Linked DNA regions of Homo sapiens: regions 1, 3 and 4 are each linked to region 2. Evidence: chromatin contacts called from ENCODE Hi-C or POLR2A ChIA-PET data. All regions are on one chromosome and are shown on one strand. Each heading gives the region's core, a stretch centred on a gene start or an enhancer-like site at or near the end of the contact. The rest is flanking DNA. Distances are from core to core; before and after follow the strand shown. Region 1 holds the start of TICAM1 (TIR domain containing adaptor molecule 1). Region 2 holds the start of UBXN6 (UBX domain protein 6). Region 3 overlaps MAP2K2 (mitogen-activated protein kinase kinase 2). Region 4 holds the start of SIRT6 (sirtuin 6).

Region 1 (2,700 bases), core at 30-2,529, 370 kb before region 2:
ACTTTGTCCGTTTGTCCCTAATAAAAACCACAGATACTTTCAGATTGCATTGCAACCAGAAACACATCTGACACTTGTCACCACGGCAAAATCACTGTGATTATTAGATCTTATTTAATGTGGTGATAAAAATAATATAGGCCAGGTGCGGTGGCTCACACCTGTAATCCTAGCACTTTGAGAGGCCGAGGCGGGAGGATTGCTTGAGCCTGGAAGTTTGAAAGCAGCCTGGGTAATATAGGGAGACCCCGTTTCAAATAATAATAATTATTATAATCATAAAATTAGGCCGGGCGCAGCGGCTCACGCCTGTAATCCCAGCACTTTGGGAGGCCGAGGCGGGCAGATCACCTGAGGTCAAGAGTTCGAGACCAGCCTGGCCAACATGGTGAAACCCCATCTCAACTAAAAATACAAAAATTAGCCAGGTGTGGTGGCACGTGCCTGTAATCCCAGCTACTCAGGAGGCTGAGGCAGGAGAATCGCTTGAACCCATGAGGTGGAGGTTGCAGTGAGCCGAGGTCGCACTACCGCACTCCAGCCTAGGCCACAGAGTAAGACTCCAACTAAAAAAAAAAAAAAAAAAAAGGGAGGCCGGACACGGTGGCTCACACCTGTAATCCCAGCACTTTGGGAGGCCAAGGCAGGTGGATCACCTGAAGTTGGGAGTTCGAGACCACGCTGACCAAGGTGGAGAAACTCCATCTCTACTAAAAATACAAAATTAGCCAGGTGTGGTGGCACATGCCTGTAATCCCAGTTACTCAGGAAGCTGAGGCAGTAGAATTGCTTGGACCCGGGAGGCGGAGGTTGCAGTGAGCTGAGATTGCGCCATTGCACTCCAGCCTGGGCAACAAGAGCGAAACTCCGTCTCGGAAAATAAATAAAAAAATAAATAAACAAACAAACAAATAAAATAAGAGAAATAAAATAAAAACAGCTGCTACATTTATTTCCTGGAAAGCACCTATCACTAACGGAGATGATCCCACTTTACAATTGTGATTACTTTCTCATCTGGGACCCCCGCCCAGATGACTGTGGGCTCCCCGAGAGCAGATGCGAGTTCTTCTGGCCCCCTGCAGACAGTAGGTGCTCACACTTGCTGAACGTGACCGCAAGGGTTGGGAAGAGAGCGCATGGGTGCGGGGCGACCCGGGGACTTTCCCGGTGCTGCGGGGCAGGACTCCGAAACCGTGACCTCACGTCCCACACCCACCCGGGACGCGGAAGGGGCGGCGCGCTTCCTTCCCAGGGCGCGGGCCGCGGGGTGGAGCCAGCGCCCTCAGCGCGCTACGGTCCGCGGGCAACTCCGCAGAAGCCCCAGCCCCCAGGACCCCAGGACCCAGTGGCGCAGCCGGCAGCCCCGGATCCCTGGTAGGTGGGGAAGGGGCGAGGACGGGCCTGAGGTGGAGAAGGTGTCGGGGGTGTGGGGGGTGGCCCTGAGCCCGTGCCGCTCGCCAGGGCTCCAGGCCACCTGGCCTCCCTCTTAGGGCCCCGGTGCGGAGGAGGGGGCCTGGCGCCGCGCGTTGGGAGGTTGACGTTCCCCTCAACCTCCAGCTCCCCGCGCTGGTGGCCCAGATCCTCCCCCACTGTCGGGATCCTCCCCAGCACCCTGGCTTCCTCCCCGACAGCCTGACCCCTCCCCCAAACCCCAGATTCCTCCCGGACACCCCAGATTCCTCCCCAACACCCAGGATTCCTACCTGAAACCCCATATTCCTTCTCACCCCAAATTCCTGACACCCAAGCTTCCTACCTCACACCCCATATTTCTCTCAACGCCCTGAATTTCTCCCTGACACCCAAGGTCCCTCCCTGATACCCCAAATTCCTCCGTGACACCCAGGACCCCTCTCTGACACCCTGGATTCTTCCCCAACACCCAGGATCCCTCCCGAATACCCCAGATTCCTCCCAGACACCCCAAATTCCTCCCTGACACCCCAAACTCTTCCCTGACACCCAGGATCCCAACCTCACACCCTGTACCACCACACACCTTCTTCCTTTCTCCCCCTCCTAACGGTTATCCAGCCACATGGGCTTCCTTACTGTTCCTCCAGCTCACCAGGCGCAGTCCTGCCCCAGGGCCTTTGGGCAGGTGGCTTCACCTTCCAGAAGCTTTCCTCCCTGATCTCCACCCAGCCTCCTCCCTCAGCTCCTTTAGGTCTCAGCTCAATGTTACCTCCTGTCCCCAAAGGCCTCCCTTGACCACCGTGGTCCCCTGTAGCCCCTTCCCAGCCAGTCTCTCAGAGCCACACAGCCCCCGGCTCATGGCTTTCACGTTACTTTTCATTCTCTGAAATGATCTTGGGTTATTTTCTCGCTTACTGTTGGTCTCCCTGAACCAGACTGGGAGCTCTGTGAGGGTAGATGTGCCTGCCTTGATATGCAGTGGCACTTTGAACAGTTCCTGGACCTAGTAGGTGCTCAATAAATGCATATTCGATGCATGAAAGGCTGCATGAGAGTGTGGGAAGGAGAGTGGGAGAGGTGGTTAAAACATTTAAAAAGGACAAGGTGGGAGGATCACTTGAGCCCAGGAGTTCAAGACAAGCCTGGGCAGCATAGCGAGACTCCACCTCTACAAAAAAATTCAAAAAGAAAGTTAGCCGGGTGCAGTGGTTTATGCCTGTAATCCCAACACTTTGGGAGGCTGAGGCAGGTGGATTGCTTGAGCCCAGGATCCTGGGTAAC
Region 2 (2,700 bases), core at 138-2,637:
GCTGGGATTACCGGTGCCCATAGAGACAGGCTTTCACCATGTTGGCCAGGCTGGTCTCAAACTCCTGACCTCAAGTGATCCGCCGGCCTCGGCCTCCCAAAGTGCTGGGATTAGAGGCATGAGCCACCACGTCTGACCCCCAACTCCCATTTTTTGAGGCTTGTTTTAACTGTCACTTTGTGTATCTTCTTTGTGGATTGCACAGACCAAAGTACGCCACTATTAACTGGTGTCCACCAAAGTGGATCCCCAATCCCCAGGTCCCAATTGGGTGCATTGGGTGCATCCTCTTTTTTTTTTTTTTTTTTTTTTTTTGAGACGGAGTCTCGCTCTGTCGCCCAGGCTGGAGTGCAGTGGTGAGATCTCGGCTCACTGCAAGCTCCGCCTCGCGGGTTCACGCCATTCTCCTGCCTCAGCCTCCCGAGTAGCTGTGAGTACAGACGCCTGCCACCATGCCCGGCTAATTTTTTGTATTTTTAGTAGAGACGGGGTATCACCGTGTTAGCCAGGATGGTCTCGATCTCCTGACCTTGTGATCCGCCCGCTTCGGCCTCCCAAAGTGCTGGGATTACAGGCATGAGCCACCGCGCCCGGCCCAGGTGCATCCTCTTAAACAGCTCCTACCTAGGGTACGTGGTGATGGTGGCGGGGGGGTGCTTCAGGCACCAAAACAGGCCAGATCGTGGGGGCCTCCAATACCCAACATTGAATTGGGATTTTATCACGTAAGCTCTGGGGAGACAGAGAAGGTTGGAATTTTTTTTGTTTTGCTTGAGACAGGGTCTCTCTCTGTCGCCCAGGCTGGAATGCAGTGGCTTGATCACAGCTCACTGCAGCCTCGACCTCTTGGGTTCAAGCGATCCTCCCGCCTCTGCCTCCCAAGTAGCTGAGAGGCGCGCGCCACCACCCTCGGCTAATTTATTTTATTTTATTTTTTTTTTTTTTATAGAGACGAGGTTTTGCCATGTTGCCAGGCTGGTCTCCAACTTCTGGGATCAAGCAATCCTTCCGCTTGAGCCTCCAAAGTGCTGTGATTGCAGGCGTGAGCCACCGCGCCTAGTTTAGGTTGAGCAGCGAAAGGGATAGGGCCCAGTGCTTTCTCTGCGAGGTTCAGTTGGCCTGTCCCTGTCCTATCACCGTTTGTCACCGTTTGGGGAGCGCCACGGAATGCCCTGTCTCCAATCGAGAGGTGCACTCGTCGCCCTGGCAACGGAGTCCGGAAGAACCACAGAGACGCGGCTCCAGCGTACAGAGCGGCCGCCCTGGGCCAGCAAGGCACCGAGCGCTAGAGAGGCACGTCTAGTCGATTGTCACGTGGCAGGCCAGGGGAAGGCGGGACTTCCGGCGGCGAGGTAAATTTTTTTTTTTTTTTTTTTTTTTTTTTTAATTTTCTTCCGGTGGCTGGTCTCCGGCGGCCCCGTCCCCGACTGGGCCCCGTGCCCCCCCGCCCCCGCGGCCCCCCGCCGCCGGGCCAGCCGCCACCATGAAGAAATTCTTTCAGGAGTTCAAGGCCGACATCAAGTTCAAGAGCGCGGGACCCGGTCAGAAGCTCAAAGAGTCCGTGGGGTGCGTGAGGAACGCAGGGGCTTGAGGCCCTGCGGGGCGGGGACGGCCGGGGAGAGAGATCTGGGGCCTTGGGCGGCTCGGGAGATCGGAGAGGATGAGGGGCTGGGAGCGGCACGCGAGGGTCAGGGGAGGGGGAGAGGCGCCGGGGGCGGACGAAGTCGGGCCGAGGGTGGGCGTCAGGGGGAGGGGAGAGAGATCTGGGGGCGGGGCAGGAGGGGGCGGGTATGACCCGGGGGCGCGGCGGGGGAGGCGAGGGGAGGGGAACTAGCGCAGGGGGCGGGGCGGGAGGGGAGGTCTCGGGGGCGGGGCCGCAGGAGGGTCCGATGCAGTGGCGGGGGATTAGGGCGACGGGGCTGTAGGCAGTTGGGGGTCAGTGGAACGACCTTTGGGGAAAAACGGGATCATGAGTCCTGAGCCGGGTGGTGAGGGAGAGCTCTGTCTGGGGACCCGGCTGGCCGAAGAGGCCGGGATGATTTGGGGCAATCTAGGTGACCATGGATGGGAGCTGAGCTTGGAGGAGGACGCACAGCTGTGGGGTGGGGTGGTGAAGAGTTGTTTTGAGGTATCCATGGGAAGAGGGGTTCTGGATTTGGTATCTGGAGCACGTGGGAGGCTGATGGGAGACTAGAAAGAGTCTGGAAGGCCAGGGAGGCCGGGGTGGGCAGCGTCGTCAGTGACCTGGGATGTCCTGGCGAATTGAGAGGGAGGGGCTGAGGAAGGTGTGTGAGGAGAGTGGAGGTGAGGGATTCTGACAGATGGACTCTTACCCGGGAGGGGCCTGAGAGGAGAAGACGGGTGAGACAGACGCGTCTTAGCAGGCTGGGAGAAAGAGCTTCTCTGCGAGGCTTCTCTGCCACGTCACTGTGCCAAGTGGATTATGGAAGTGGGAGAGGAGGGGAAAGGAGATAGATGCCGGGCAGGCTTCCGGATTGTCTAGGGAGGACTTGGAGAGAAGGGCCTGAGCAGGGCTGAGCCAGCTGGGAGGGCCGGGGAAGAAGTGGAGCTAGGGAAGGTGCAAGGCTGAGGGCTGTTGGGTTGAGAAAAGGGAAACTGGAGAGCTGGGGCCGCTGCAGGGAGCTGGCTGGCCAGAGGGTGGTGGGGACTGATGGAGAGGGACTGAGGAAGTCAGCCAGG
Region 3 (2,700 bases), core at 59-2,558, 370 kb after region 2:
TTTCTGGGTTTCTTTCCCTCTCCTACCCCGAGTGCGTCTTCCTGTGGGGAAGGGAGGGTCTCCTCTGTTTTTTGCTTTCTGTCCCGTACCATCTGCCAGGGCTGGGCAGACGCTGGCCCTCCCCGTCCTACTGTGACTCCAGGCCCGGGTGCTCACGGCTCCCCTTTCCTTGCAGAACCACACCTTCATCAAGCGGTCCGAGGTGGAAGAAGTGGATTTTGCCGGCTGGTTGTGTAAAACCCTGCGGCTGAACCAGCCCGGCACACCCACGCGCACCGCCGTGTGACAGTGGCCGGGCTCCCTGCGTCCCGCTGGTGACCTGCCCACCGTCCCTGTCCATGCCCCGCCCTTCCAGCTGAGGACAGGCTGGCGCCTCCACCCACCCTCCTGCCTCACCCCTGCGGAGAGCACCGTGGCGGGGCGACAGCGCATGCAGGAACGGGGGTCTCCTCTCCTGCCCGTCCTGGCCGGGGTGCCTCTGGGGACGGGCGACGCTGCTGTGTGTGGTCTCAGAGGCTCTGCTTCCTTAGGTTACAAAACAAAACAGGGAGAGAAAAAGCAAACCGCGCCATCCTGCTTCTTTCTTCCGTTCGGCGTTGGGTGCTGGGCTTTGCTTCAGCCCAGCACGGAGAGGACATCCCTGAGCTGACCCGCATCGCCGGGCGCCGAGGCTGGAGGGCGCAGGGCCCTCCCTTAGGGAGAGCTCGCCTCTCCCTTTGGGTCAAGGGATGAAGACCTGCAGTGAGCCCCCAGGCGATGGCGGCTCTCACCAAAAGGAAGGAGAGTGAGGCTGGGGGCGGCGGCTCATGCCTGTCATTCCAGTGCTTTGGGAGCCTAAGGCGGGAGGATCGCTTGAACCCAGGGGATTGAGGCTGCAGTGAACCTCGATGGTGCCAGTGCGCTCCGGCATGGGTGACAGAGCAAGGCTACTGAAAAAAAAGAAGGGAAATGCCACCTGGTTTCCCTCTGTGTCCTCCCCGCCACCATCTCTGCCCCTGTGGAAGGCAGAGCTTCGGCCTTCCGTGATGGAAACCACTTCCTCTACACTGCTCCTGTCACGTAGCCTCCGCGGGAAGGCCGCCCCTGCCTCTTCCCCAGCGTGGCACCATCCTCTCCCTGTCCCCCCGCTTCAGGGAGTGGGGGCTCCCAGCAGTGGCAGCTGAGCTGAGACTCAGCCCCACAGAAAGGAAGCGCTGGCTTTCCAAGCTGTCGGTTTGGTTGGAAACCCCAGCAGGTCCCGAGACACGCCCTGCACTCCCCCTGCGTCCGCAGCAGGCCCAGCCCAGGGCGGGTGGTTCTGTCACCTCTCCTCGCCCAACAAATCAGAAGTGACCACCAGGGCATGTGACACTTTCGGGCCTTTGAACTGTTCCGCCGCAGTGGGCTGCAGATGAAACGGTGAGGGCTTGTCCTGGGGTCTTCGGGGTTCCCGGAGGCCCATCGCCTGCTTCTCCGGTTGTCCGAGATCCAAAGCCCAGCCTTTCTACCTTCGGGACTGTGTGCTCGGATAGAGGAGGCCACCTCTGGGCTAGGTGTGGTGGGCAGCTGGGCTGTTCTAGGGTCCCTCTGAGCTCTCTAAAGCTCTTGAGGCTGTGAGCCTCCCCCTTCAGTACTTCCTGGAGACTACCAGCAAGCTGATATTATCTGCGGGCGAATTGTAGGGGAAGGGTGGCTGGCAACTGTGTTTCTGGAGGAAACAAAGCAGAAGGTGGGGGCTTGTGGTTCTGTGGGAACTGCTGGATTGTCCTTTTCTTCTTAGGGTGACCCTTCTAGTCTTGTGTGGCTTTTTTTTTTTTTTTTTTTCTGCAGACACCAAAGAAGAGATGAGTTGACACCTCCTGCAAACAGCTCCCCAGGCTGCTCTCCTTTATGTTTTGCCCTAAAGTCTCACATGACTTAAAAAAAAAAAAAAAAAAGCCAGGCTTGGTGGCTTACACCTGTAATCTAAACACTTCGGGAGTCCGAGGCAAGAAGATCACTTGAGCCCAGGAGTTCAAGACCAGCCCGAGCAACATAGTAAAACCCTATCTCTACAAAAAAAAAAAAAAAAAAAAAAAAAAATTGGCCGGGCATGGTAGTGCACAACTGTAGTCCCAGCTACTCAGGAGGCTGAGGCAGGAGAATCACCTGAGCCTGGGGAGGTGGAGGTTGCAGTGAGCCAAGATCTCACCATCACACTCCAGCCTGGGCGACGGAGTGTGGCCCCAAAAAATAAAAAATAGGAGAAAAAAAAAAGTGTTGAAGGTGCCGCCCTGTGGGTAACCAGGACCCTCAGGATTGCCGGGAGGGCCGGGGGGAATGTGTTGGCTGCCTGTGCTCCAAACCGGCGGGACCTCGGCCGGTCCTGGAAACCCCAGGGTCCCGGCCACCCCCTGCCATTGGCAAGGAATGAAAGGACACGGAGTCCCAGGGGAGCAGGGGCAGTCTGGGCTAGGTGGGGATGGACCCCGCGCCAGGATCCCTGCGGTGTGCGCAGCCATCCTGCAGCTTCATTGGAGCCCCACGGCACCCCAGAGGGAAGGACGGGAGAGAAGCCGTGGTCTTGCCTATCTTCCCTGCCTCGCTTCAGGGTCAGACTTCTAGAAACTACTTTGTAGATGTGGCAAGAGTGCGTCCACCCTGGCGGTTTCTAGATCTCTCAACTCCTGCTCCCCCAAGAAACCTCCCAGACCCAGCCGCCGCCTCATCCGAGATCCCCCT
Region 4 (2,700 bases), core at 201-2,700, 280 kb after region 2:
CACTTGCTGTTCCCCCCACCAGGAACATTCTTTCTGTACTTCATGTCACCCCAACCGGCTCTACCTGACTCATGCACTCTTTATTTATTTATTTATTTATTTTTGAGACGGAGTTTCATGCTTGTTGCCCAGGCTGGAGTGCAATGGCGCGATCTCCGGCTCACCGCAATCTCCGCCTCCTGGGTTCAAGCAATTCTCCTGCCTCAGCCTCCCGAGCAGCTGCGATTACAGGCCACCACACCCAGCTAATTTTGTATTTTTAGTAGAGACGGGGTTTCTCCATGTTGGTCAGGGTGGTCTCGAACTCCCAATCTCAGGTGATCCACCTGCCTTGGCCTCCCAAAGTGCTGGGATTACAGGTGTGAGCCACTGCGCCCGGCTCACTCACTTTTTAGATCTTTGCTGCAACATCCCCTCCTCCAGGAAGCCCTCCCGGATGCCCCCAGCCTGGGTCAGGTGCCTCCTGTGAGCCCCCTCACTGCCCTGTGCCCTCTGCATCACCCATTGCACCCCAACCACACCATGTCACCATTACCTGGTCACATGTTTGTGTCCACCCGCAGCCACCAGGGCATAGATGGTACCACCTTTGCTCTCCAGTGTGCCCAGTACAAAGTAGGTACTCAACACATGATTCTTAAATGAGTCCTCCAGGCCACCAGCCCCATTGACCTTGAGCAGGACCTGTCCTGCAGAATGCAGAACCTCCAGTTGGATGATACTCAGATAACTTGGCCGGACGCAGTGGCTCACGCCTGTAATCCCAGCACTTTGGGAGGCCGAGGCGGTCAGATCACCTGAGGTCAGGAGTTCGGGACCAGCCTGACCAACATGGAGAAACCCCGTCTCTACTAAAAAATACAAAAATTTGCTGGGTGTGGTGGCGGGCGCCTGTAATCCCAGCTACTAGGGAGGCTGAGGCAGGAGAATCGCTTGAACCCAAGAGGCGGAGGTTGCAGTGAACCGAGATTGCGCCACTGCACTCCAGCCTGGGCAACAGAGCGAGGCTCCGTCACACACACACACACACACACACACACACACACAAATGAGATATTCAGGTAACTCTGCGTGGCATTCAAAACCCTTAGGCTGGGGTCCCTGCTGTCCGGCTCTGTCCTTACGGAATTTACTAATCCGTAAAAGGGGTTGTGGGGACATGGATAGCCTGTGTCCCGCATTTTAGAGGTGACTGGAGAACTCTCACGTAGGCGGCCGCCCCAATTTCCCGCCCGGGTCATCGGGGAGCCCCTTCCCAAGCCCCGCAAACACCTGCATGCAAAGAGGCAGGCTTCCTTCTGACAGCAGATAACATGTCGCCTGCGGCGTCAGCAAGAGGCGCATGCGCCTTGCCGTGGGAGGCCGGGTGCGCAGGACTGGAACGCGGTTCCTCCTTCTTCCCCGCCCCGCCCCGCTTCCGGCGGAAGCGGCCTCAACAAGGGAAACTTTATTGTTCCCGTGGGGCAGTCGAGGATGTCGGTGAATTACGCGGCGGGGCTGTCGCCGTACGCGGACAAGGGCAAGTGCGGCCTCCCGGAGGTGAGCGCGTCTGAGGGTCCCGAGCATCGCGCCCCAGGGCCGCGGGCTGGGAGCGGCCGGATGGCAGGGGGGCATTGTGGGAATATCAGGGGGCACTGAGGCTAGACAATGGGAGGGACTTCCCAGTGAGGAAGGGGCGGGAAGTGACGCCCCTGCGCGCCGGGGGACGCCAACACGCCCAACTCTGTGGTCACCCTGTCGGGGCTGATCGGGGAGAGAGGGGATGTAGTTCCAGGAAGAGGGGACGACAGGCGCAAAGGGAGGTGGGAATAAACACACCTGGAGAACGATTAGGCCTGGGAGGTTTCCAGAGCCGGGCCAGGACGGGGCTCAAATGCCAGGCTGGGGAGTTGGCACTTTATCCTGAGGGTGATGGGGAAGGGTTTTGCCCTGGCGAGGGGACTGGACAGAATGTGCCAGAAAGATCCCTCCAGCCACTCAGAGGGGAAGTGGAGGGATCGGCTGCCCCCTCCACGCACTGTGGGACTTTGGGGAAGTCACTTCCCTTTTGGGTCTCCATCTCCAAACTTTCTGCAAACGAGGTGAAGATGGCCCCATTCCATAAGGCTGGCCCATGCATTCTGACTCATGCATTTAATGAGCGCTGATGGTGTGCGCCCGTCCAGAAGCCCCACTCTTCACTGCTGCTGTTAGTCACTTTATTATTATTATTATTATATTTTTGAGATGGAGTTTCTCTGTCGCCCAGGCTGGAGTGCAGTGGCGCGATCTCGGCTCACTGCAACCTCCGCCTCCTAGGTTCAAGCGATTCTCCTGCCTCAGCCTCCTGAGTAGAGTAGATGAGACTACAGGCACCTGCCACCACGCCTGGCTAATTTTTGTATTTTTAGTAGAGGCGGGGTTTCACCATGTTGGCCAGTCTGCTCTTGAACTCTTGATCTCAAGTGATCCACCCACCTTGGCTTCCCAAAGTGCTGGGATTATAGGCGTGAGCCACCATACCCGGCCTGTTAGTCACTTTATTCCACCAACATTTATAGAGCACTTACTGTAGCTCAGGCACTTTCTAGGTACTAAGGCCACAGCCAGGAGCAACACAGATTAAAAACCCCTCCTTCTAGTAAGGGAGACTGACTAGGGGTTGCATGGAAACCAGTTGGCCAAGGGAGGCATCACTGTCACTGAAGTGACATCTAAGCC

Evidence for each region. Hi-C counts contacts between places; a loop is a spot of excess contacts on that map. ChIA-PET counts read pairs that join two places held with the same protein, here RNA polymerase II (POLR2A). Pooled maps may share reads with other maps.
Region 1: a pooled map shows a loop between it and region 2 (2.8-fold over the local background). The contact joins the promoter of TICAM1 here to the promoter of UBXN6 in region 2. A Hi-C loop is called at or near these places in 1 of 50 pooled maps. POLR2A ChIA-PET finds 5 or more read pairs at or near these places in 2 of 52 experiments (CD4-positive, alpha-beta T cell and activated CD4-positive, alpha-beta memory T cell).
Region 3: POLR2A ChIA-PET joins it to region 2 with 12 read pairs in activated naive CD4-positive, alpha-beta T cell. The contact joins the enhancer-like site here to the promoter of UBXN6 in region 2. POLR2A ChIA-PET finds 5 or more read pairs at or near these places in 3 of 52 experiments (CD8-positive, alpha-beta memory T cell and activated naive CD4-positive, alpha-beta T cell).
Region 4: a map of CD4-positive, alpha-beta T cell shows a loop between it and region 2 (4-fold over the local background). The contact joins the promoter of SIRT6 here to the promoter of UBXN6 in region 2. A Hi-C loop is called at or near these places in 1 of 168 maps with a recorded cell type or tissue (CD4-positive, alpha-beta T cell), 2 of 37 single-sample maps with no recorded cell type and 11 of 50 pooled maps. POLR2A ChIA-PET finds 5 or more read pairs at or near these places in 1 of 52 experiments (naive thymus-derived CD8-positive, alpha-beta T cell).

What each region holds. Positions count from the first base shown.
Region 1 is chr19:4,830,291-4,832,990 of GRCh38, reverse strand. TICAM1 (TIR domain containing adaptor molecule 1) reads left to right here and starts at 1,279. Exons shown (of 2, transcript NM_182919.4): 1 at 1,279-1,377. RefSeq lists silencers at 1,143-1,432, 1,443-1,562.
Region 2 is chr19:4,456,481-4,459,180 of GRCh38, reverse strand. UBXN6 (UBX domain protein 6) reads left to right here and starts at 1,387. Exons shown (of 11, transcript NM_025241.3): 1 at 1,387-1,566. The coding sequence starts at 1,484. RefSeq lists an enhancer at 1,126-1,325 and silencers at 1,436-1,485, 1,516-1,585.
Region 3 is chr19:4,088,184-4,090,883 of GRCh38, reverse strand. MAP2K2 (mitogen-activated protein kinase kinase 2) reads left to right here. Exons shown (of 11, transcript NM_030662.4): 11 at 176-563. The coding sequence ends at 286. Among named protein-coding and RNA genes, the nearest start is that of ZBTB7A, 23 kb to the right of the region's middle. RefSeq lists enhancers at 939-1,018, 374-1,150, 1,429-1,598. Within about 2 kb of position 1,308, at least 17 of the 41 ENCODE cell types and tissues checked have a DNase peak (open chromatin) inside an H3K27ac peak, as active enhancers do.
Region 4 is chr19:4,181,313-4,184,012 of GRCh38, reverse strand. SIRT6 (sirtuin 6) reads left to right here and starts at 1,450. Exons shown (of 8, transcript NM_016539.4): 1 at 1,450-1,539. The coding sequence starts at 1,474. It overlaps ANKRD24 (ankyrin repeat domain 24), which reads right to left and starts at 1,324. Exons shown (of 22, transcript NM_001393985.1): 1 at 1,273-1,324. RefSeq lists enhancers at 1,267-1,316, 1,387-1,476.